Linked DNA regions of Homo sapiens: all the other regions are linked to region 2. A link is a loop called in an ENCODE intact Hi-C map of the cell type or tissue named here. Cell type or tissue: heart left ventricle. All regions are shown on one strand.

Region 1 (8,000 bases), 1.0 Mb after region 2:
AGAAGAAGAATTCATCAATGATGGCAAATGTGCTGATCAGCAGCCTTCTCTAATGTAATCCCTAAACTAGGCTTTTTCCTTCTCTGAATCATACAAGCTTTAATATATATGAATCAGTCAGTAAATTATTAATAAGTCATGTCTTCTAGTTAGATTATAATTACATTGAAGGAAGATCTTATACCAGGTATTTTAAAATTTGCCTCTAACCCCTTGCTATAACAATTGGCATCCTTTGAATACCTCATAGAAATTTTAAAAATACGTAACACTTGGGATTCTAATCTCAGTTTGACTACACATTTTTTCATGTGACCACTGAGAGAATCAGCAGGTATTTATTGCAATCACTTTATCTGGATATAGAGAGAAAATGCAACTGCCGATAAAATGATAAACAAAAATACATAATCTCTTGGGCTGTTACTGAATCTATTCCATTTAATCCAGTTATTTTTCTTAGGTTGAAAAAATATTAAAATATAAGTGAAGTACCTTGGATGATAGGTCTCAGAGTTCCTCTGACAGCCCAACTCTCAGAAATCATGGTATCCTTTGTGAAAGTTCACAAAATATTAATCAGTTCCATCTCATTCACAATAATTCGCTATAAATGTTGGTCTGTTGTGTTTGGAATTTTATTTTGTTTATTAATGTTAAACTTAGAGTAAAGGAATAGAATGCAAAGTGATCATCGAGATCACTGGGGTTTATTCCTCAAAAGCTGCTATTTATGGCAAACATTGGTGTATTTGTACTTTAATACTCTTCTCTTGTTGATTCATTGTTCTCACTAGACTATGGGGAATACTAGACACCAAACCTTGAAAAATAATCATGAGATTAACACTAAAAACTGGGATATTTCAAGTAACAATTATTTTTCTAGAAATCTGAACAAAATAATGACTACCTGATTTTGGTAATAAAGTACAATGCACAGCCTATAGAATACCTAGTTGGATGCATAACATCTGAAAACTCCTACCTGATAAATTAAGATATATCTGAAGTGTTCCTATAGTTTGTCCATTATTAAAAATAGTGTATAAACATGTTTATTTCTTCATTTACCTGTCATATTTGTCCGTTTTTTTTTTAAAGAGTGCAAACCATGCACACTTACAGAAACATAATTCTTTAAGAACACCTCCTTTCCTAACAAGGCAAATCCATGTCTGGGGGTTACAAGGAAACTGAAAGTCACAGCAGCCATAGGACAGACACTGGCCATCTATTTTGATGTTACAATAGCTACAGTGGAGTTTAAGCTTTTCATGTTTGCCCAGAGTTAAAAGCAGAAATCAAGACAAGTTCAAGAAGGGAAGAAAATTATATACTGTATCACCATATGATATTTTGCTCCCTGACTCCAACCCCCTCAACCCTAGATTGAGTCTGGCGAAGGTAATCATTGTGAAGTTAAAGATTTAGAGAGAGAGAGAGAGGTGGAGAAATAGAGGGGTTGAAGATAAGTCAACAAGAATATTTTTCTTGTCAGCAGTAAAATGTATTTATGAATGCTTCATTGCCATTCTGATGGTGATAGAAGGAGGATTGCAGAAGTCACAATAATGACATAACTAAAGGAGCAAATTCAGTTTTCCCTCATTTCAGTAAATATCCCTCATTCATTTTATCCATCAGTTCTAGGAAAGCTCTCTTTTCAGAGCATTTGTTCTCGGCTCAGTGAAGCTGTACAGGTGGTACTGCCTCAGCAGGAAACTGTCTTCTTGCTGAGGGACCGCCAATTATTTGTAGTGAAACTAAAACAGAGGAATAAATATTACATGTTGATGGATGCTTGTCAGGAAAGGGAGTGAGGTACTTTCAATGGGGCTTGTCAGACACAAAAACCTTCAGCAAATCTGCATTTTCAATGGCAAAGTGGCTAGAATTTTCCAGCTGCTTCACTGGTGAACCTCAAGATTTATCTCATAAATTTAAATTATAGATGACATAGCACTGGAATGGAAATAGATGACACCTTTAAAAATAAATCTAGTGCAACATTTGGGAAAAGGAATCACACATTTAAAAGGGAAAAAAGAAAGTTCCAATGTGCCAAAACAGAGCTTTTATTTGTTGTCCTATTTACTATTCTCTGTCTAAAATTAGCATCTCTCTTACTTTTCCTCTTTAGTCCCCTGTACACGACATGCTGTGGAGGAGCTAAGAAAGTTTTGTGCAATTCAAGGAGTAAGCTGGGTTGCAACTATAACAAAAAGCTTGCCAAGGTTGGGAGCCAAACTGGCAAGGTTTTCTGTTGTGTCAGCGTTTAAGTATTATTGCAATGTTATCGTATCACTGAAGAAAGGGGAACATAGAAACAGCAGAGCCAAATGCTAAGGAACATTTGAAGGAAAGCGTGTACCTAGCTTCAATAGAGAGTTTGACTGTATTAGACGGGGCTTAACTTTAATAGGAACCAGTCAATTCAACTTTAATTTGATCATATGAAATAGTGTTTTTAAAAATTTATTCCAGCAGATCTTGATTCCAGCAGTCTTTCCAAATCAGATGATGGTGAAGAATAATAAAGAATATAGGTCTGAAAACCGGCAACATCAGATCAAGACTTGCTTGCATTATAAGCAAATTTCCACTGGCCAGAGCAGGGAGAATAATTTTCTCCTGGAGGGAAATTTGAGAGCAATAAATTTGAGGATTTTCCCCCTTTCATGATGTTATTCACATGTCCAGGTAAAAGTCAATTAAAATTTGGAACATTTGTCATAAGAAACCACAATAGAACTCATGATTTGAGCAACAATTAAACCAAAATCGTAAGAGTCAATTGAGAAAAACACACAAATGAGAGCACCAGCTAGAAGCAAAATGAGTTAAATCCAAGCCATAACCTGTTATTAACATAAAAATGTTTATTGAGGGGGGAACAAGTGTAGCAACATTTTGATCATCCCTTGCAAGATATTATGAATGTCAGGCTGCACTAGATTAGAAGCTTTTATTTCTATTTTTATTTTTTAGCACTACGTAAAAAGCAGAAGAAACACACAGAAAAAAAAGAGCTCTTCCTGAGATAACTTTTCTCACCACCATTGATCATTTCTGTTCTTCTTTTCAGGTCAGGCATGGAAGTACTCATGTTTGGCTCAGAGGTTGTTAAAATTGAAGTGGTTAATTTAAGAGCTTTGCTCAGGTTCACTATTTGCCTCACTTGATTTCTAATTGCTTGTAGTTAGAAGGAGTCAAATATATTCTCACCTAGTGATCAGTTTTGGTTTTCAAGTGACACTCTGCATGTGGAGCTCAGAAAAACCAAACACCTACAGGAATGTGTTGAAGAAACCAGATAGCAAGGCCGCCAAGTGACTCAGACTCTGCTTCCATTCCCTAGGGTTTATCAACTTTGTTAATGGGGCATATGTGCTGAGAATTATATAACATTAAACATGGGGAACATTTCCTGGAAAAAATTTCCATTCTTCCTCAAAGCCAATGCATTGAGAGGTCTAGTGTCCAGGTAAAACACCACCCTCTAGTGTACATCTCTAAATAATATTGCTGTGACTCCTCTGATGATAATGGTTATGACAGTTGAGAATATTAAAACAAGTATTACAATGAGGATCATCTTCTATTAATATGCAGAATGGAGCACATGCAAAGACTAAATGCATAATGAGTGATCAAAATAATTGTTGATTTTCACTCAAAATGAAGCAAATTGTTGACTAAATGAAATAATTCAACACTGACTTAAAAAAAGACAAAGCTCATTAGTTTTAGGAGTATTTATTGAGTATATAGTGTGGGATATATGTTGTTCTACGACTGAACAAAGACAATAGTCATTTACGCTGAAAAATGGAAGAAAACTATTCTAAGAGGCGAATGCAGGATACATGAGGGATCCCCACGACGCCTGTTTTTTGGAAAATAATATAAATTGCTGGGATCAAGGTGATATTTGATTACCTAAAGAACACTAAAATGTGATAACAGAAACATAAAAATGTTTCTTGGAAATCCTCAATGTAATTGCCAAATAAAGTGTAAATTCTCCTGTTCCATAAGGAGAAAAACTAATGGACACATGTCTAGATTAAAAGCTTTTTTTGATGTCATATAGCCAGATTCCAAGTGAATCAAAGGAGTAGATGGAACAGCTGAAAGTATTCTACACCTGGCACGAAGAGTGTTGAAAAATCCTATAAAGACATTTTTGTCATTGCTCCTTCTCTCTTTGTACAGAGCTCAAAGAAATTTAACTCTTTTGTCAAAAATATCTGCAGCTCCTTTCTACACTCATGAATCTCTCAGAAAAATTTTTTTTCTTAATCATTTCTGATCTAAACTGTTGGATGTAGAATTGGCCTCTGCATAAAAGTGTGAAGTATTTAAGTGGTAAAATTCTGCCCATAGAACACACAGTGTAACAAATTCATACATATTTTCTCAAATAATATTTTCAAAATGCATTACTGAAATTCCTTCTTTGGTATTTTCCAATGGAATCAGAAAAAGTTTAGGATTTCCATCTACCAAAAAAATCATTGCTCATCAATGTAATCTTTTAGCTATCAGCAAGTTATTTACACTTTTGCTATGAGCGAATCTTTTCTCATATACCCACAATGGTGATCTAACTGCTTCAAAACATTTTTGGAAGTAGTTGGAATTTAATTAAATACTTATGTATGTATGCATGTATGCACTCTAAGTTTTCATGTGTACATATAGTAAACATCAGCTAAATACAATGTACTTAGGTTTAAAAAAAATCCCCTAAAGGAAAAAGATAGTAAAATTGCCCTAGAATTTGTCTTATTTTTACAGCTAAGAAAGAAATCCAATTCATTAACACCCTGACTCTGATTCTAACTAGGTATAGGAGTTGAGAAAAATAACTTTTCTTCAAAGATCACAGATTCCCAGTTCATATAATGTGTAGTAGGATGGAATAATGGCACAAGTCCCTCTACATGGTAATAGTCTATGACTAGTAAGTCTTAGTAGTTTGGCTCTCTAATTAATATTAAAATATAATATTATATTATTTGGGGAAATTTTAGATTAACATTGATTATAATCAATGCCAAAAAAAAATCAGAAAGAAAGACCTTTAAATAATTCCGTCTAGTGCTGGTGCCTTCCTCTCTTGGTCTAATGCTGTGTAAGCACAGCAGTTAGCAGGGCAAGATGAGAAATGAGGCTGCCTGGATTGGAATCCCAACTCTAATATTACTAGTTACTTGGCCTTAGTTACTTAACTTCTCTGTGCCTTATATTTCTTACCAGTAATGAGGGCATAAAAATAGCACGTCTTCTGCTTTGTAAGGTTGTTTTGAGGATCAAGTGAAATTAACATATAAAGCTTTTAGCACAGTTTACATAAATCGGTAATTCAACAAGTTTTTTTTACTATTAGTAATATTCTAACAAAGAATAAAGAAAACAATGACAAGAGGAAAAACACTCCAATTTTTATTTTAACAGAATGTTTGAAGAAAAGCTGATTTTTAAAATCCACATCAAATGGTTAATGATCTCCAGTTATGTCTCTACAATTGGCATCATCAGTGATTAGGAATACAGGTAGCATCTGCCAAAGCACTAGTTTGTGCTATGAGAAAGAGCATGTTTGAACCATGGGTAGTTTCAGTGAGATATAGCTAAGCTGCTAGAAATGGGTAATGTGTATTGAATGTAGGTAGGAGGGCATCCGCTGTGAAGGCATTCTTTCTCACTGGGTTTTCAAAAGCACATCAATAAGAATGAACAAATAGCCATGCAAGCATCTGCTACCATACATATGGAATGAAGGTAGACAGAAAGGCACATTATAACTGTGGTGAACGTAGCAACCTACCACAGGAAAACTGTATTATTTAGTTAACCCAACAATATACTTTGACAGGTTCTTTAAAAAATAAACTAAACTCCACATTCTGAAATTTATCAAATGATTTTCTTCAAATAAATATCCATGCTGTGTTTCAATATTCTTTAAGCCTTGACATTTATGTTGAGTTATAAACTTGCTATGAAAATGGGAACCTGGATTCCTCTGAATGAAAGTCTTTTGGTGAATTGATAAACAATTCTCACTGCAGTTTAATAGATTATCTCTAAATTTCAAGTCCAAATGTCAGAGCTGGAGATGGTAAAGACTGAAATAGTAGAGGTTTTGTTGATGCTTTCTATCCTATTATTGTTTTTATAAAGGTTTTTGTTCCAAATGAATACAACACATCATATAGTCTCTAGTTAGCACTGGCAGGAAAAAAAAATGAATTTGAAGGGTTCAAAGAGACTAAATAGACAGAGAATATGATCTAAGGATATCAGCTTCTATATATGTATTTAATGTATTTAGTAGTGTGTATAAAATGAAGTGGGCTTTGAGTAGAGTGCATTATCTATAAAGAGTGCAAAAACACTCTGAAATTAAATTCATATTTTGCGAACTCTGACAGAAATTAAGAACTGAGGCCAAACTGACACTACTTAGCAATCAACAAGAGTTGTCCATGTATTCATCGGCTGTACTGGGCACATTTAGCACAATTGATCAGGCTAACTTTGAGAAAGATCATAAGGATATAAAGACTCCTTCGAAGCAGTAGGAAAACGAATAGCTGAATGGAGAAAATTGTACCACACATCTTCTTGTCCTATTACTGTTAACGCCAGCAGTCACAATCAGTAGTTTATTGTATAGGGCAATCTTGTTGATTAGAAACTGGATTCAAGTTTATCAAAATGAAATGGCATGTAACTCATCCCTTCTATTCCTACAGAAATAACTTATGCATCTTGATAGTCACTTTTATTTGTAGAACTATATTATGTAATAAGAATTGGCTTTGGCAATGTGTATAGTGCCTTGTCAATCACTTCTGCCATTCATTTCTTGAAGAAAGTAGAAAACAAATCAGCAAAAGAAGTCTCACTTTCTGTAGCAAAAAAAAAGTGATTTTTATGCTACTTTTATTAGAAAGGCTTGAAATATTTGTCTTGAGATCCAATTGCTTTGTCATATTATTTGGACTATCTTGATGTGGGCACTTTGTTAAAGGCCCCTATGTATAGTTGTTAATTTAATGATCTAAAATAAACAGACTTAAGAAGAGGAATAACATTTCCAGAATTAGCCAGGAAGTCACTAGGTGGAAAAACAATGCAAAACCAAGAAGTTTTAAGTTCATCTCTAGCCACTAACTCCTTTCTCTGGCATGTAACATCAGCTCATTTCCCCTAGTCCTGACCCAAATAGGTGAGGATAAACAAAGTTAGTTGCTTAGCAACAGGACTGCTGAGCAAAGAGGTAGAATTTGCTTTAATGTTGCTTCTTCGGCTGATCATTCAAGGTCCTTGCAGATCATGCAACTTCTAAAACCAGCAACTCTCCAGAAATACTGACTTAGGTCAAGAATAATGTTTATAATCATATACTGAATAGAAAGGCATGTAAATAGCAACAATTTAAATAATTATTATTAAATTAACATTTTTTGAGGTCTCTGATAGTTTTAAGTGTTTTATACATGTTAACTCATACAAAATGGAGAAAATATGAAAATTATATATTGAATATAAATTCAAGAGAACACTTAATATATGCATATATCAAAAATATACTATATCTATTCAAAAAATTAAAAAATATAGTTACTAGGTGGGCGCATGAGGCAAGGAATAACGAAGACATTAACAAATGTGTATGTACTTTGTTTAAAAATATATCTATGAATACTTTATTGATGTGAACTTTTCTTTCGAAGATCTTAAAACACTTTATTTCCTTTTTCAACTTCTCTGAGAATTGAATACAGTACCTGTAAGTTTGCCCTTGTACAAAAAGTAAAAAGAGAAAGTGTAAAGATCATAAAGTCATTGCCTCTGCTTAAAGCAGAAAGATTAGTCATGTAACTAGCTCAGGAGCTTTAGTTAAATTTTCCACTTTTACACTGGATGGTGTGTGTGTGTGTGTGTGTGTGTGTGTGAAATTTCAGCATCACAACTCAACTAGT
Region 2 (8,000 bases):
AAAGATGTAACAATTATTGGTTATCCCTTCCTACAAACAGACTAGCTTAAATTTATCTTTTGGTGGAATTTCATTTGACACTGAAAACATACATGAAGCATTTTGAGTAGTTCTGGGGACTAAATCCACAGTAGTAAAATGCAAGTGATATCTTAGATTCAGCTTCATTATACTGTGACATAGGATATAAAATAGAATGGCTAGTCTCTGTTAACAAAGAAGTATTTTCTTGAAAAGAAAAAAGTAGCATTAAAATAACTTAACTGCATATATGCTAGGTTCAGATATAAGCATGTTGGTCTACTTGAGAACAAAATATAGACACGAATAATTATAGACCCTGATAATTGTGAAATACTGCATATGTGTGGGTGGGTGATAAAGAGGTGGGTGGGGAGATAGAAGCCAGATATGCAAGTTACCCATATCAAGTCCTCTATGCAAATTTTCATCTATTACAGATGCTTTTGAATTGGGAAAACTCCTACCCTTTCCCATAATTGTTCAGAAATCAAACATGACTGGATAGTTTTATTCAAAATTTTTACTGCCTCCGCCTGGAAATTAGACTATCAAACTATATTTAACCTAACCTTTTATAAGTCATCTCTACTCAGAGTTATCTCTCTCAGTATGTACTGAACACCCACATCAACAAAGTTGACGTATGGAAATGCTTCCAGAAAACAGGCTGCCCTTTTTATAGGTGGTGGTTTAGAAAAACACTAAAACTTAGTGTTACACTAAATCAAATATTAGTATTCAAAGGACTTTCATTAACTCTTGATGGCAAGTTCCTCTGTCAGCCATCTCTCTCCCTATAGCAAATAAATTTGTGTTGCTTACTTAGCTTGGTTAGATAAAATCAGATACTAGGTTTTAAAAGTATAGCTTTGAAGACTTAAAGCTCCAAAGGACAAAATGAACTTTTTTTCCATGGACAAAATATGAAGAACTCTGTTTATGGTTTTGCAATTTTGAGAAAGAATTGTGGTAACCATCTTGGGCTGCTGGGAATATCTACTTTGGTGGAGCTGAAATATATTCCACTCTGCTATGAACATTGTCTCTAGCCAAAAGAATGTGAGCCCGCAACACAAATCTCTGCGACAACTTTGGCCTGGAAAATGTATCAATTCTTTTTAAATTGATTTACACTGTAAAGAATTAAGGATGCTCATGTGAATTACTTTACATAAGTATTGCAGCTTGGGATTTTTTAAAAAAACAGTTTAACATTTAATCGTGTGAATATGAGGTAGTCCATGTGAAGGAACCTCCTTTCAAAAAGCTACTCTGTGTGTGATTGTGAGAGGGAGAAAAGAGTGTGTGTGAAGCAGAGAGAGAGAAGGGCCAACAGTGGAAGGACTGGAAGGGTCATTCCATTGATTTGAGGGGTAAGGGAAGTGATTAAGTGCAATTAAAACTCACAGAGAAAACTAAGAGTCAAATTAAGCACAACGAAATTAAGTGTTGAAAGGAACCGGGAGCTGAACAAAATGCTTAACCTTTGGCTGTTGTAATTCAGTTCCTTTCTGTCTAAGGCTGTCCCTCCTTTCTCATTTTCTGAAACCTCTATTAGAGGCAGCAGAGAATTAGATTCTTCCTTGTAATAGAAAAGAGTTTTAAAATTGTAGTACAGCTAAAATATGTAAATAAATATGTGTTTATATGTAAAAATATAAATTATCAGGTACTATTGAAAACAAAAAAAAGCCACATTCAGAGAAAATAATATGGCTTTTGACATTGATAACTTTTAGGGAAATCTAGCCCTATAATGGATGAATTTTGTGAAAAAAATGGGAAATAAGCAGTTATGTTTATTTTTGACAAGAATCATGTTCAGTGGATTCCCTGCTAAGCCATAGCAGTTGATACTTTGTACAAAATATGTATACATGTACATATTTTTTAGTTGCCTGGATGGAATTATGTGCTTGGTGATAATTACCTGAAGAAGTTCCCACAGTTAATGTCTACTTGAATAGTTAACATTCCAGAGAAAATTTAAGTGTCCTAAAAAGATAAAACTCTGCGCTGATCAATATGTAATGTATCTTCAAAGTTAACTATCTTTCAAGAAAGCTGACCAACAGTATCACGTGAATTTATCTTACTATTTAAATGAAAGGTTAGATTTTCAATGACAGTGATTAGCGGGTAGGATGAACATAAGCAAACAGTGTACGGGTGAATATTTCATAATCAGATCACTAATATATGCTAAATCACTATCATGTGAAAGCTAGTGGGTGGGGGGAGAGAGGGCACCAGCAAACATAAGAGACACAAAGTTGTGGTATAAATCAGTGACTTTTATACTAATCAGTGTTTTATTCTCACTGTCTCCTTAGACATATGGATATATAACTAGTTAACTAATACAGCTAAGTGATTAACGATAACAAATGGCTAAGCAGAAAAGTAAAAGTGGGCTAGGCAGACAGAATATTTTTAAAATATAAAAGCTTGTTATCTTTAAATATTTTATATCCTCCTGGTATTTTCTTTTGAAGATTAATTGCAATTTTGGACTTATTAAATTTACAGTCAGGCTTTCAGTTAACGTTTTAAGCTTTTTTAAAAAAATGATTTGTTTTATATGAAATAGTGTGAATTGTGAATTCAGAGCTTTTTAAAGGTTTGAACGTTTCCATAGATAAATGACAAGAGTCATTTCTATGATAAAGACATATCTGAAAACTACCACAAGGGGGCAGAAAGATACATCCTCTGACTACATAAAACAAAAATTATTTTTATATCCAAATTTAGGTAATTAGTATTATATGTACTAGTTAGTATTATATACATATATTTCTTAAAATATCTATAAGTATACAACTATACTATGAGTACATTATAAATACATGAAGCCTGTGTATCAATTGACTAGTTGTTCCTATGTGTATTAGGTTAACATTAGCATAAACCATATGGTTTATGTGAAAAAAGAAAAATTCTCAAATATCTAAGCTTATACTATAAATGCCTTCTTATGTCCCAAATGAACTGTGTGAAAACTAAATAAAAATTATATCACTGATAGAAGTGGAAACAAATGTAGCCTAAAACAATAAGGAAAGAATTTACCTCATTATTACAGAGCTCGCTGTCCTCTTAAAAAACAGGTATATAAGATTTAAGCTACTTGAAAAGTATTGATCTGAAAATTACACTTGGATTTCAATAAAGTAGAGTTTTATACCCGTTAATGGGATATTGAAGCACATATTTAGAGACTGTCATTTGTTTTTCAAAATACATTCTAAAATTATATTATAAAAAATAATATTGCTTACCCCAACTGACTGAGGGCAGATGGTGGCATGTTATGTAGGTGTTGCTGTTGCCAGCCAGTTACTGAACCAAGGTGAAGAGCGCTGGCGGTGTTAAACCCAGACAGAGATGACAGGTCTGCACTACTCAGAGAGTACTCTAGATTAAAGAATAAAACAACAAGGGAAAATATTAAATTTAGAAATTATCAAATGGTAAATAGAATAAACATTTTCAATTTCCAAAATATTCTATTAGGATTATCGTTATTATAGATATTTTTAATTTTGAGGGGAGGGGAGATAAAGCATCAGCGATAATTCTAATTTAAAAGGAATATACTATAAACCAAAAATAAGTATTCCACGAATGCTCTGAAGTAGCATAGTCCGCAATTCTAGTTTATTAGAACTACAATCTAGTATAAAGGTATGTACATATTTGATGATGTAGAAATGTTAAACAATCCTGAGAAAGTGAGCTTTTTATTACATCAAAGAAACAGCTCAATTTTCTTGAAAGTGTGTTTCTATTTTGAACTCAGGTTGCATAAATAAAACTTTCAGTCAGTTAAGAAAGAAAAATGTGGATATTCACTTTGTCTTAGTGAAGAATGGGTAATGCTGCAGTGCTGTGGACGGCGCAGGCCCTAAATAAAGCTTCCTAATAGAGTAAAAGATAACTTTTTCATCTTGATTTTCAATAAAAAGTATTTAGTGTACTAATTGCACATGACAAAGCTACTCACCGGTACCATATGTTGTTGAAATGGCTGATGGATATCCTCCCATTCCTTGTCCTGGTAAAGTAGGAGTTGCTACGGAAACCACTGGGGTAGCCAATGACTGAGCCGACTGGGAGTTATTTATCCTTTGATTCTTTTAAAATAAATAAAAAGACATTACTGATGAATTTTTTTAAAAGTTAAAAATATTAGATTTCAGTATTAGTTTTCCACATAAAGAGATAACTTGGTACAAATCTCATGAAATTAATCATTTAACATGTGTCTCTATGAACTCTGCCAACCCTATCATTTACAATCCTTCAAGAGACCAGCTGTTGCCATAGTAACCCATTACATCAGTATCTCCTAGGCAACTGAACTAGTAACAAGTACCATAGCTTTATTATGGGTAAAAACAGACTATGTTGAAAACTGATGAAATATGTATACTGTACTTCCATTGTTTCAGTTTTCATTCAAATGCAAATTAAAAAAAAATTAAAATCAACCATGGTAGTTTTTATGTTCAGTTCTACATACAGCAGAGAGCAAATGAGTAGGGGCTCATGTTATATTTTGACCAGCAGGTGGTGCTGTGACCACTTTGTTCAGATTCTTCTAAACTTCCCTCAAACTAGATGGCAAAGCAGCTAATGCGAATATTTAACTCATTACAGTAAAGAGATAAAAGATCCACCACATAAACTTAAAATCATGAGACTTTAATTCCCAGAAGAAGAAATATTTTAGTTTTATGTAATGAAAGAATATTTTTGTTTGAATTTTACTATAAATTGTCCTAAAATATTGAAAACAGAAAAAATATTGAAACAAAAAAAAAAACCTGACATTCTTTTCACCTGTGAGTGATGCCAGAAATTAATGGTATTTAAACATAATCAATGTTGACATACTGTGGTAACTTCCAATATCTTCCAATTTTATCAAAGCTACCACCTCTACCTAAAAGTAGCTTTGCACATGCCATTTGAGGGAAGCGCTCTCACCACTTACCAAAAGCAGGTCGACATCCTCAGACTGAGAGCATGCGGAAGGAGTTTTATTAATTAGTGTCCGTAAATATTTATAATTGGGCAAAATCTTTTCAACAAAAGGAAAAGCATCTTCCGATAGACACAACAGTTTAAACAGTTTTAAAACCCAGACTCCAAAGATAACTCCTTACAAAGACATTCTTTGTTTCCCTTAATGAGCTGTTTGTCTCAAATGTGAAGACAATCTACCCGGTTTTCAGCCCAGGTCAGTGTCTCAATGTTCATTATTTCATCACTTCATTTTGAAGGAAAAAAAAAGACTGTGCTTTGAAACCTCACTTGCTGGAGGAAGGGGAGCTACACACCTGGCTGCCAGAGAGGGACCTAACTGACCCATCACAGATTCCCTGGGACAGCATCAGTTTTAAGGGACCTGGAATAAATCTGTTGATAGAGATGGCCTGCCATGCACGGCCCACACTGCTTGGCTGTAGCCCTGTAGGAGGTTATATTTATTAGACCCAGTTTTTTTCTGAAGGGAATGTTGCATATTATGTGATGTTTTTGGTTGATATTCAAAATTAATCTGCACTGTGCCATAATAAACTAATCAGCTCACAGGACTGTTTTACCCTGAAGCTTGCCACAGAGCAGAGAAAGAAAAAAGAAATAAATGTGTTTGCAGAATGATCTAAATTTGTCTACCGAATCTTGGTTTTAAACGTTCTTGCTCTTAAGCAAAGCTAATTTGTAGAACACTGATGTAAGTCTCTTTGTTGTTGAATTTGGTCCCATAACATTATCTTCATCTTAGGCATGCAGACCCAGAAGAAAGAAAAATGACAGGGTCTGGGGATATAACCTCTATTTAAAATTTCTTATTTATTTATCTTCCTTAGAGGTGCTACAATTCTTTTTTGATGTAAAATATAACCTTTGTTCCTAAAATGCCTAGGATTTTAATTTGCTTTTGAGAGATAGCTATTTTCATGAAGTAAATGTATGGAAAGATGAATTGAGGCAGTGTGTAGGCATGCGATGTATTAGATATAATCATTGCAATACATCTAAGAAAGGATTTGCTAATTAACAGGAGAAAGTTCATTTAGAAATTGTGGAAAGTACTTTCTCATTGTCAGCGTGTTGAGGACATAAATATTGTAAAAATACTATGTTATAAAGTACCTCATTACCTATTATTACTCTGCTTATGGGACGTAGAGATTGACCGATGGTAGTGTCTGATTTTTTTCCAACTATAAATTGAAAGCCTTAAAAGAAAATGTTTTTCTTATCCTAGAACATCAGCCTAGTGAAGTTCACCAGATATATATATATATTTTTTTTACACGGAAAAGGGAAATGCAAACCAGTTACCAGAAATAATAGCTAAATACAAGCAAGGCTCTGTCAATGGCACTGTTATGTTAATTTTCTGGGAGAATGTTAAGTAATTCATCAAGTTAGACAAATATAAAAACAGCAAAACATATACAAAACATTATCAATATTTATTTAAAATGTAGTTTTGTATTACCACTGATGGCATCGTATTCTTGCTGCCTGGTGGAATAAGAACTCGGAGATCTGGTTTACGGTTATTCATTCCTAAATTCATTGGGGGAGGAGATTTTGCTTGCATATTCTTGTTCAAGTTACCAGGTGAGACCAGCAGACCTGGTGAGTTTCGGGGATTGCCATACCCGTTCCCTGTTAACAAAAAACAATAAAGCATTTAGGAAGAAATCTAGGTCAAATACGTTTCCGAAGAATACACAACATGAGAATAAAAACAAAAGCTTAATGGTAAGACGTACATTGCAAAACCATAGGATGACTGATTTGACCTCCATGGGACAAGTAACCCAATTAAGTATTCAATAGTCCTCTGAAGGAAGATTAAAAACTTTTTATGAGAAGAGAGCCAATATACATCAACTTGCTCAGAAGTCAGCATATACTTTTTTTCCTATCAAAAATATTCAGGAAGAAAGTCAGACAGTAGTTCAGGGTCTAAGAAAAGCACAGAACTGGTCTTGCACTTTAATTGACTAGCTTGGCGGAGGCCTGGCTGGCGTGACTCACTCTTTCAGTTCACTGGTTTGGGTTTTATTTTGTGTGTCTGTGTGTCCTTAAATGAAGAAAGGGCATACCAGCAAGACTGTAATTTCTAGGACAGGCAGGAGGAGGGGAAGCCGCTTACACATTTTGCTGTTCAGTTCCGCTTTTCTCTGAGTGAATTCTCTCTATGGTTTTTCTTCCATCTGCTTTGCCCTCCTTACTAAGTTCAGTGTACAACCCTTGCTTTCCTCCTCACACAGAACTTCAGAAAGCAAGACTCCTTCCCTGGAGCTGAAATGAAGTGATGATGCCTCCGCTAAAGTGCTGATTCACCAAGGCACAGGAATAGCCATTGAACTGGAAGACTGAAAGGGTTTTCTTAGGTCTCTGATGTTCAGTATCCTACTAACAGAAAAGTGGGTATCCCAAGGTCTGCGTTTTTCATATTTCAAAATATGACCAAGAGAGCTAGGGAGGAGTTGATTACAAATGCCAGCAGAGCTGGCATGACAGTGGACTCAGAAAGACATCTGCTGATTTCCTCCACTGCCTCTGAAGGGAGAATAAGAGAACTCAGCTACCTGATTCAACAATCCTTGCTAGAAACTAGACAGTTGTTTTCTGAAGCTTTCTAAAGGAGACAGTTAAACCTCATTGTTATTGCCATCATTACAAAACACAAGTATCTATTACCCCTGCATGAGTGAGATTGTGTGCTACCCAGTGAGGATGCAAAGACAAGGCCCCAGGCTTGAAAAGCTCTGAAATCTCTTTGTGGTAATCCAATACATACTCATGGAAAACATAAAGACCAATACAAGGCAGCGTAGGGTGAGGTGCCTGCAGAGTAATCCAGATTAAGTGTTATTGAGTTCCCGGGAGAGAAGAGGTGATCCAATAAAAGATTCACAGAAGAGGCAGGAATTGATGAGGGC
Region 3 (8,000 bases), 1.3 Mb after region 2:
CAGAATTTCTGCTCAAGAGCTCAGAAGAGCCAAGAATTGCATTCTTCCTAGAGAAGGCTCTTGCAAAGTTTCTGCTGAATTGAGCTTTACATGCGGGTGGAAAACCTACTGTAAGGGATGTGGTTGCATTAATTATAAGATTTCAATTTGACAGTTTAATTAGGAAAAGGAGAGTTAGTGTAGGGCTTGCAGAATTCATGATGAATCACATACTCCAACAGACTTCATTTTCATATTTCAATTACACACATTTCTAACTGATGAACAGCAACATAGCATTTTCTGTTTAATAAATGTGATATCTGTTGGAATTGATAACATTAGTTCAGTAATTACAGAGCCATTATTGTCAGGCTTTTAAAAAATATGGAAAGAGGCCTTAGTTATTAAAGTTTAGCAACGACACAAAACTACATTTTGAAATGTTTCTACTAAAGAGCTTTTTAACAGCGCATTAGCTATCCCTTATAGATAGAAGGGTAAAATTCAATAGCAGGTATTTGCATGAGATCAATTTTGATCTAAGCACACCTTATTTGATTCCCAGACACACCACTGCAGTTATAATGTTCTTTCTACATCTTTATTCAGAATTCAGACCAAAAAACAGGGGAGTAGGACTCAATTGGTTGAATAACATAATTTAGTACAGGATCATGCTAAGATTCTGATATTTGCTTGAAATGATTATAATAAAATGTAAAAAAACCACATTTTTTTATAAATCTAAAGACAAGTGTGGATTCCAAGAGGAATAAGCTTTAAGTAACTCAGTCAAAACACGTACAAACTTATAAGTTTTTTTCCCAGAGTGCTTGCTTTGAGTTCTGGGAACCAATGTTGAAAGCTGGATGTGCTCATAGATGCATTATTGTCTTTGCATGGGTTATTACCAAACAGAAGTTCATTAAATCAAATACAGATGTCAGCTTCCTCCGGGACTAGGAAAAAGATCACGCCCTACAGTAAACACAACTGCATACACTGGATGTGAAGCACACTTCTGTTGTTTTAATTACTTCAAAATTTGTTCATAATGATCTTTTCGTAAACAATATCTTGAGTTCTATCCACCTGAACGATGAGCTACATGTTTACTCACGTACCAGGAAAGTCCTAATGATAATTTGCTTAGGGAAGCACATTCATATGTTTGTGTATGTTATGTATATTTGCATAGGTATCACAAATATTTCTAAACATTCTTGTCACAGAAGACAGAGTTTAAAAATAGTCTTGCAACATAATGTCACTTACTGTATGTTAGAATTGTACACATAAAGGGTTTGTGTCTTACATTCTCAAAAAATAAGTCATACTTCTTTCTATTATTGGTAACTCACTTCCATTAGCTTCCAGGAGACCTTGGTAGTACTGAACATTTTATTGATTGTTTCAGAATGTTAAATAAGATAATGACCACAAAGAGATTAGCATAGTGCCCAGCACATTGCTCAATAAATGGTAGCTATGATTACCATTAGCAAACCTGAGATTCTGGTACAAAAATTAAATAATACAAAAGTATAAACCCACAAAAATGATAATAAAACCAAACAGGTTTGAGATTTATTTCAAATTTAAAAAGAAAAATTGTAAAGGAATCACATGTCTATCCCCAAATGGCACACTAGCAAGAAAATATTTAAATATAGCTTCTTAGATCCTGACTTGACACAAATTACAGCTTGAAAAGTTGACATTTTCAGGATTTAGAATTGCTCTGCCCAGCCACGTAGTGGCAATATACAGACACAAACAAGAGAATCAGAAAAGAATACAGTTTAAGAGCTAGAGATTTCCACTTTCTCTCATTTTATAAATAACTGAAACCCAGAAAAACTAATCTTTTGCATAATCACAACAGCTAAGAGTATCAGACTAGACAGTATTTTAGCATAGTGAGTTATCCACTTTAGTCACAGTTGTCAAAGTATCACACAGAACCCTTGGACAACCAAAACCATTTCAGGGAGTGCATAAGGTCAAAACTAGTTTTCTAATAATCTTAAGACATTATTTTCTATACCTTCTATTGATATTTACACTTACGGTTCAAAAGAAATGGTGTTTAAAACTTTTGGCAACTTGGAATAAAGCCGGTGGCACCAAACTGTACGAGTAGTCATTGCATTTTTCACTGCCACACTCTCACTACGGAAGGCAAATAAACTAAAAAGCCATTGTCATTACATTCCGACCCTTGAGTCTGCATGTTTTTAATATTCTGCATGACAAAATGGGAAGTACACTCAAAGCACTTCTGCATATTGAAGGGCACTGGTTGTCTCCAGGGAAAGCACTATGTGATTGTTTGAATTTCCTCTCACCTAACCACTTTCCTTCATGAAATAGAATTTTTACTTGAAATAACAAACTTTGATTATCCATATTTGCTTATTTGGAAGACATTTTCTTGAAAAATGACAGATGTGACCCTGTTACACCAGGAAAAATACCTGGGCAGTCTTTTTGTTTTTTGTTTTTTCCAAATGCAAAATTTAAACTTTCAGGCAGAAATTAGAATTTTAGAAAATCTTTGATGGTGACAGTTTCCCAATATTTAAAAACTTTTTTGATAAATTGTTGGTCATGTTAATGAATGTGATTTATTGATATTGTATAATGAAATGTGCCAAATTTTGGTAGAAATGCGTATCTTAGCCAATAATTTCCAAATCTTGAATATATAATGCTATAAAATCACGCATGGACAAAAGATAAATTTAAAGTATAAGATAGATCAATGGATTTTAATGTACAGAGTATGAGAAGTTCTTGCAATGGTTTCAGATTCTACCTTTAAAAATTATTACCACGTGTTGAGTTTTGGAATAGTATCAAAGAAGAATATCCATAATAATCTGAAAATGTGATTAAAATATCCTTCCCTTTTCTAACTATGTATGTGTATGAGACTAGATTTTTTCATATTCTTTAACCAAAACAATGTGTAACAACAGACTGAATGCACAAATAGATATGAGAATCCATCTCTTTTCTATTAAACCATACATTAAAGATATTTATAAATATGTAGAACAATGCAATTCTTTGTATTAAATGTGTTTTTGAAAATATACATATATTTCAAAAAATATGTTACTTTGTATTTACATACAGTAATAACTTTAAAATTATTTTTAAATGAATTAATAGTTTTAAACTTTCCTAACTGTAACTTCTCATATGCTATATATTTGTATATATTACTCAAGAAAAAGGTGTTTTGGTCCTAAATAATTTTTAAGAGTGTAAAACCGTTCTGAGTCCTAAAAGGATTTTTTTTTTTTTTTTTTTTGAGAGGAGTCTCGCTCTGTCGCCCAGGCTGGAGTGCAGTAGCACGATCTCTGCTCACTGCAAACTCCGCCTCCCAGGTTCACGCCATTCTCCTGCCTCAGCCTCCCAAGTAGCTGGGACTACAGATGCCTGCCACCACGCTTGGCTAATTTTTTGTATTTTTAGTAGAGACGGGGTTTCACCATGTTAGCCAGGATGGTCTCAATCTCCTGACTTCGTGATTCACCTGCCTCAGCCTCCCAAAGCGCTGAGATTACAGGCGTGAGCCACCACGCCCAGCCCTGAGTCCTAAAAGTTCGAGAACCATTGTACTATATTATCTAATGGAGATGACAAATGGATTTCAGGTAGAATACAATCTTGGATCAATTGGTGTGACTGACTGGATTTGGTAGGGAAGAACTTGGAAGCCATGTTTTGAGTTATGAAGACAGAAAATGAGAAAATTTGGTATTGAAGCCACATTTTACCCAAGAACACACTGTGGGACATTACAGATTTTTCAGGATAATTCAATATCCTACCCATATTCCTCCTTCCTCATAGTGCCAAGCAAAGTAGAAGACTAGTAAATGTTTACGCATTTAACTGAGTCTCATTTTTAAAATCATGCCAATAACTTTTTTCACAAATGCTGACACAAGGTAGGGGGATAATGGTTATTATTCTAGGAAGCAAGTGTCAAAAAAAAAGTCTTAAGGTAGAGAGAATAAGAAGTATAATTACATAGGTTGCATTATTTTTAAGGGAACAGAATAAATTCCTTTCTATAAATAAAACATTTTCCCCTCATAGTTACTACCTGAATTCACTTTTATAAATAGTGATATGGCCTTTTGTTCTACCATGAAAATGTCAAAATACAAATAGTCAAAGGAAAAATAGCATTCACAATTTATTCAAATTCACAATAAATTAAAAATGATTGATATTATCTAGGTTTTGAAGTGACATAATTAAATGGAAATAATAGGGTAGTAGACCTCAGATGAAAGACATGCAGCAGATGGTGTGAGGAGACACTAAGTGTAAAAATTGGAGGTTCAAAAGAAAACTTTATTTTATAATTTGATGTAAAGCCAGTCATGTTTTGGGATTCCTGTAGAACCAAAAAACTTAAAAACTAAAAAATTTGAATTATGTATTTTTCAGCCCATACACAATACTGTACTACATAGAATGAAAATCTACTAAATAAAAATCATAATTGGCCCAGAAACTAAATCTAGATTTTGGCCTACTGGACTCCTACATGACATTTAACACACTATCAAGTTACTGGTGTGCATGTCCTGTATGCAGACTTTCAACAAGATTTCCTTCTTGCAATGGAAGGAAAGAAGGCAGAACTTTAAATAATCCGTGATGGCTCAGCATAATGGAAAAAGTACTAGAGTAGAAATAAGTTAACTTGGGTTCAACCCAACCCTCATAATTGTTATCTCTGTGACTTTGGATGAGTGTTTTGTGCTCTGTGGGACTCAGTTTTCCCGTAAGAAAAAGGATCTAATGATCTTTTTTTGAAATATAAAATGCAATAGTCTTAAATTTAATTATTTAGATAGGAAATTAAAATTTCTGTCACAGACATTATTTTTAGCATGTCTCACTGGAATTTTGTAGAACAATATTTCCTTCAAGGAAAATCAGAATACAGAATATTAAAAGCATTTTAATGAGACAAATTATATGAGGAGAAAAATCTATATTTAAGCAACTCTTTTGTTTATCTCAATTTTTCATTAACTAGTTAAGAGCATATATTCTTTCATCAGCTTTCTCCAGCAATGCCCAAAGGACTACTACCTGAATGATATAAAAAATGTTTTAAAGAGTTTAAAATGGGGATTTGTTTCTATCAAAATCCATCTCTAGCCATTTCCTGAGGGAATTTTAAGAGTTCAAGATGTCAAAATCCTTTATTTCCCAGCCATTATACAAAATATGTAACTGTACAGAATGAAAATTTACTCTTTTCCTCCTTTTTTTTATTTTTTATTTTTATTTTTTTAATTTGAGATGGAGTCTCGCTCTGTCGCCCAGGCTGGAGTACAGTGGCGTGATCTCTGCTCACTGCAAGCTCCGCCTCCCGGGTTCACGCCATTCTCCTGCCTCAGCCTCCCGAGTAGCTGGGACTACAGGCGCCCGCCACCACGCCCGTATTTTTAGTAGAGACAGGGTTTCACGGTGTTAGCCAGGATGGTCTCCATCTCCTGACCTCGTGATCCACCCGCCTTGGCCTCCCAAAGTGCTGGGATTACAGACGCGAGCCACTGCGCCCGGCCCTTTTTCTCCTTTTATTACTTCAAGAAATGCTGAAAATAAATTTTAAATGTGGTAGTGTTTGTCATTTTAAGTCTGTTGACAACTATGTTTGGTCACATTTTCCCCCCAGTGTTTGTTGGAATAGAATTCCAATTCTAGAGTCACTTTAGAGTGGAAAGAGCAATTTTTTAAATATAAAAGTTAATACCAAATGCTTAACTCTCAATAGCTGTTAAAGTCTCCTTCCTTTTTAAAGAATGTGCTGTATCAATATAGCTTCAATATTCTTTACCAATAACAACTACATGCAAGGTTTCACTAGACCACCAAAATCAGCAGTCACCTAAATTCTCTACCTGGGCTAAGTGTGTCAGTAACTAGCTCTAATCCTCCCACTTACTTTCAACTTTTTCTTTTCATTTGGAACTCTGACATACATTGATATATGTATGATTTTTTTCTTAAGCCCTTCGAAAAAACTAACAACAGGTAATTAAACACCAAATAACAGGGGAATGGCCATCAGATTATCCCGATTACAGTAGCTTTATTTGGAGTAACTTTCCCTCTTACTTGCCAAAGGCTGTGTAGCTAATAGGATTATTGATGTGGAACAGGAAATGGAGAACAGTTGTCAAGGTGGGGCATTTTTTTTAACCCAGGTAATCAACAAAGATTCATATGTTGGTCATGTTGGTCTTCATACAGAATAGTTCACAATAAGAATACTTCAGATTATAACATTTGCTCTGCATGCAGTAGTACAGACAGGCCATTGCCTCTGAGTGATGGGATCATCACTCACCTTGGGCAGAGGGCAGAGGGATGACTTTGAGAAGATAAAGTCTGGATCTGGGCTGGTTACCACCTGTTCTGGGTAGCCTGCTTGCTCTGACCAGTCTATACATTAATTCATACACATAATAATGAACATAATGGTCTCCAGTCTTAATTTGTTTCATGCTACTGTTTTCTCCCCTCACTTTATTGAAGTATAATTGACAAATAAAAACTGTATATATTTAAGCTGTAGAATATGGTTGTTTTGACACACTTACCTATTGTGAAGTGATTACCACAATCAAGCTAAAATTAACACATCCATCACCTCTCATAGTTACCATTTGTGTGTGTGTGTGTGTGTGTGTGTTGGGGGGTGTTATATGTGGTGAGAACACTTACGGTCTACTCTCCTAGCAAATTTCAAGTATACAATACATTATTATTAACTCCTGTCATCATGCTGTACATTAGATCTCTAGAACTTATTCATCTTGTAACTAAAAGTTTGTACTGGCTGACGCTGTTTTTCTAATGACGTTATTTTCCTAATGAAGTTTTAAATTATTTTTTAAATTCCAGGAAAAGTATTTGTAACAAATATAGAAGTTCTCTAAAGTTTTGCTGTCCTTTAAAATACAAGTCAAGGATCAATTATCAAAACAAAGTCATTCTGTTAATCAGTTTACAAAGGTGCGAATTGTTTGTCAGAATACAATGCCAGGGAGGCTGCTTTGTTTAATGACAACCCTAACAGCAAGAATCCCTGGGGCAGGAAGTAAGTAATCAAGAATCCATCTCTGAAACTTTTAAGAATGCTGGCAACAGTCTATTATAATGCATGGTTATGGGGAGACCTTGTACAGAGAACAATACACTGAAATAGACCAGACTTGTTACGAAACAATAAACTTAAATATAGCTTTGGACCTGACACAGCTAAGTAATTTTGCCTTCTAGGATCCAATTTAACACTCCGGGCTAAATATTTCAAACAGATTTTTTTTTTTTTTTTTTTTTTTTTGCTGTCCACATTGCATGCCTGAATGCATATATCATAATTACATTCTGGTGTGCAACTTCAGCAATGTGTGTAGGTCCACGCAGGGTCATGATGTCATTAAAACCCAACTAGAACTGCTGAGGAGATGTAAAGATTGTTTGATCAATCAGATATTTGAATGTATCGATGCACTCATCCTGTGTTAGAAGAGATAAAGGATACTAAAAATTTGTTATAATACATTCTGCAAATATAGCAACAGGATATTTATTGTATGCAAGTGAAATGTCAAATGAAGAGAGCCATATAATTTCAGAGGAAGGACAAGAGTGAAGCTGAACTACAGAATTGGGTTTGAACTGAGCTTCACAGGCTCAGTGAGGAAAAGTGGAGAGGGAGAGAATTGCATGTTACACAGCAGACAGCTCAGTCCAACACCTGCGCTGAAAATAGGGGTTCCTGAGAACGAGTAGTGGAAGATAAATCCAGAAAGGCAGGTTGAGAGCCAAGCTGGCCTTCCAAACAGGATTCTTATTTTTTCAGCAATGTCCCATGACTTTTGGAGAATGTTGTGAGGGTTACATGACGAGCATCATTTTCCCCAACACAGAGGTGGGGTCAGGAATGCTGGGAAGAGGTCAGGGTCACTCAG

Evidence for each region. A loop is a pair of places that touch in the nucleus more often than their neighbours do. Peaks named below come from ENCODE experiments on the same cell type or tissue, not always from the same donor. Only the 100,000 strongest peaks of a DNase experiment are listed, where the experiment ranks them.
Region 1: it touches region 2 in a loop (4-fold over the local background); 18 of 110 quality-filtered maps call a loop at or near these places.
Region 3: it touches region 2 in a loop (4-fold over the local background); 3 of 110 quality-filtered maps call a loop at or near these places.

The regions. Positions count from the first base shown.
Region 1 is chr5:89,726,726-89,734,725 of GRCh38, forward strand. The region is part of intron 1 of LINC02161 (long intergenic non-protein coding RNA 2161); the gene reads left to right. Among named protein-coding and RNA genes, the nearest start is that of LINC02161, 150 kb to the left of the region's middle. In heart left ventricle, a CTCF peak has its summit at 3,484 (motif pointing left); no DNase peak of the experiment used is centred here.
Region 2 is chr5:88,725,188-88,733,187 of GRCh38, forward strand. MEF2C (myocyte enhancer factor 2C) reads right to left here. Exons shown (of 11, transcript NM_002397.5): 7 at 6,542-6,714; 8 at 5,024-5,047; 9 at 4,031-4,160; 10 at 3,306-3,441. Among named protein-coding and RNA genes, the nearest start is that of GSCAR, 32 kb to the left of the region's middle. RefSeq lists enhancers at 6,966-7,015, 7,136-7,415. In heart left ventricle, CTCF peaks have their summits at 2,727 (motif pointing right), 4,577 (motif pointing right) and 7,179; a DNase peak (open chromatin) is centred at 7,084; H3K27ac peaks cover 1,830 bases.
Region 3 is chr5:89,981,190-89,989,189 of GRCh38, forward strand. No RefSeq gene overlaps it. Among named protein-coding and RNA genes, the nearest start is that of MIR3660, 32 kb to the right of the region's middle. In heart left ventricle, no CTCF peak of the experiment used is centred here; no DNase peak of the experiment used is centred here; H3K27ac peaks cover 1,236 bases.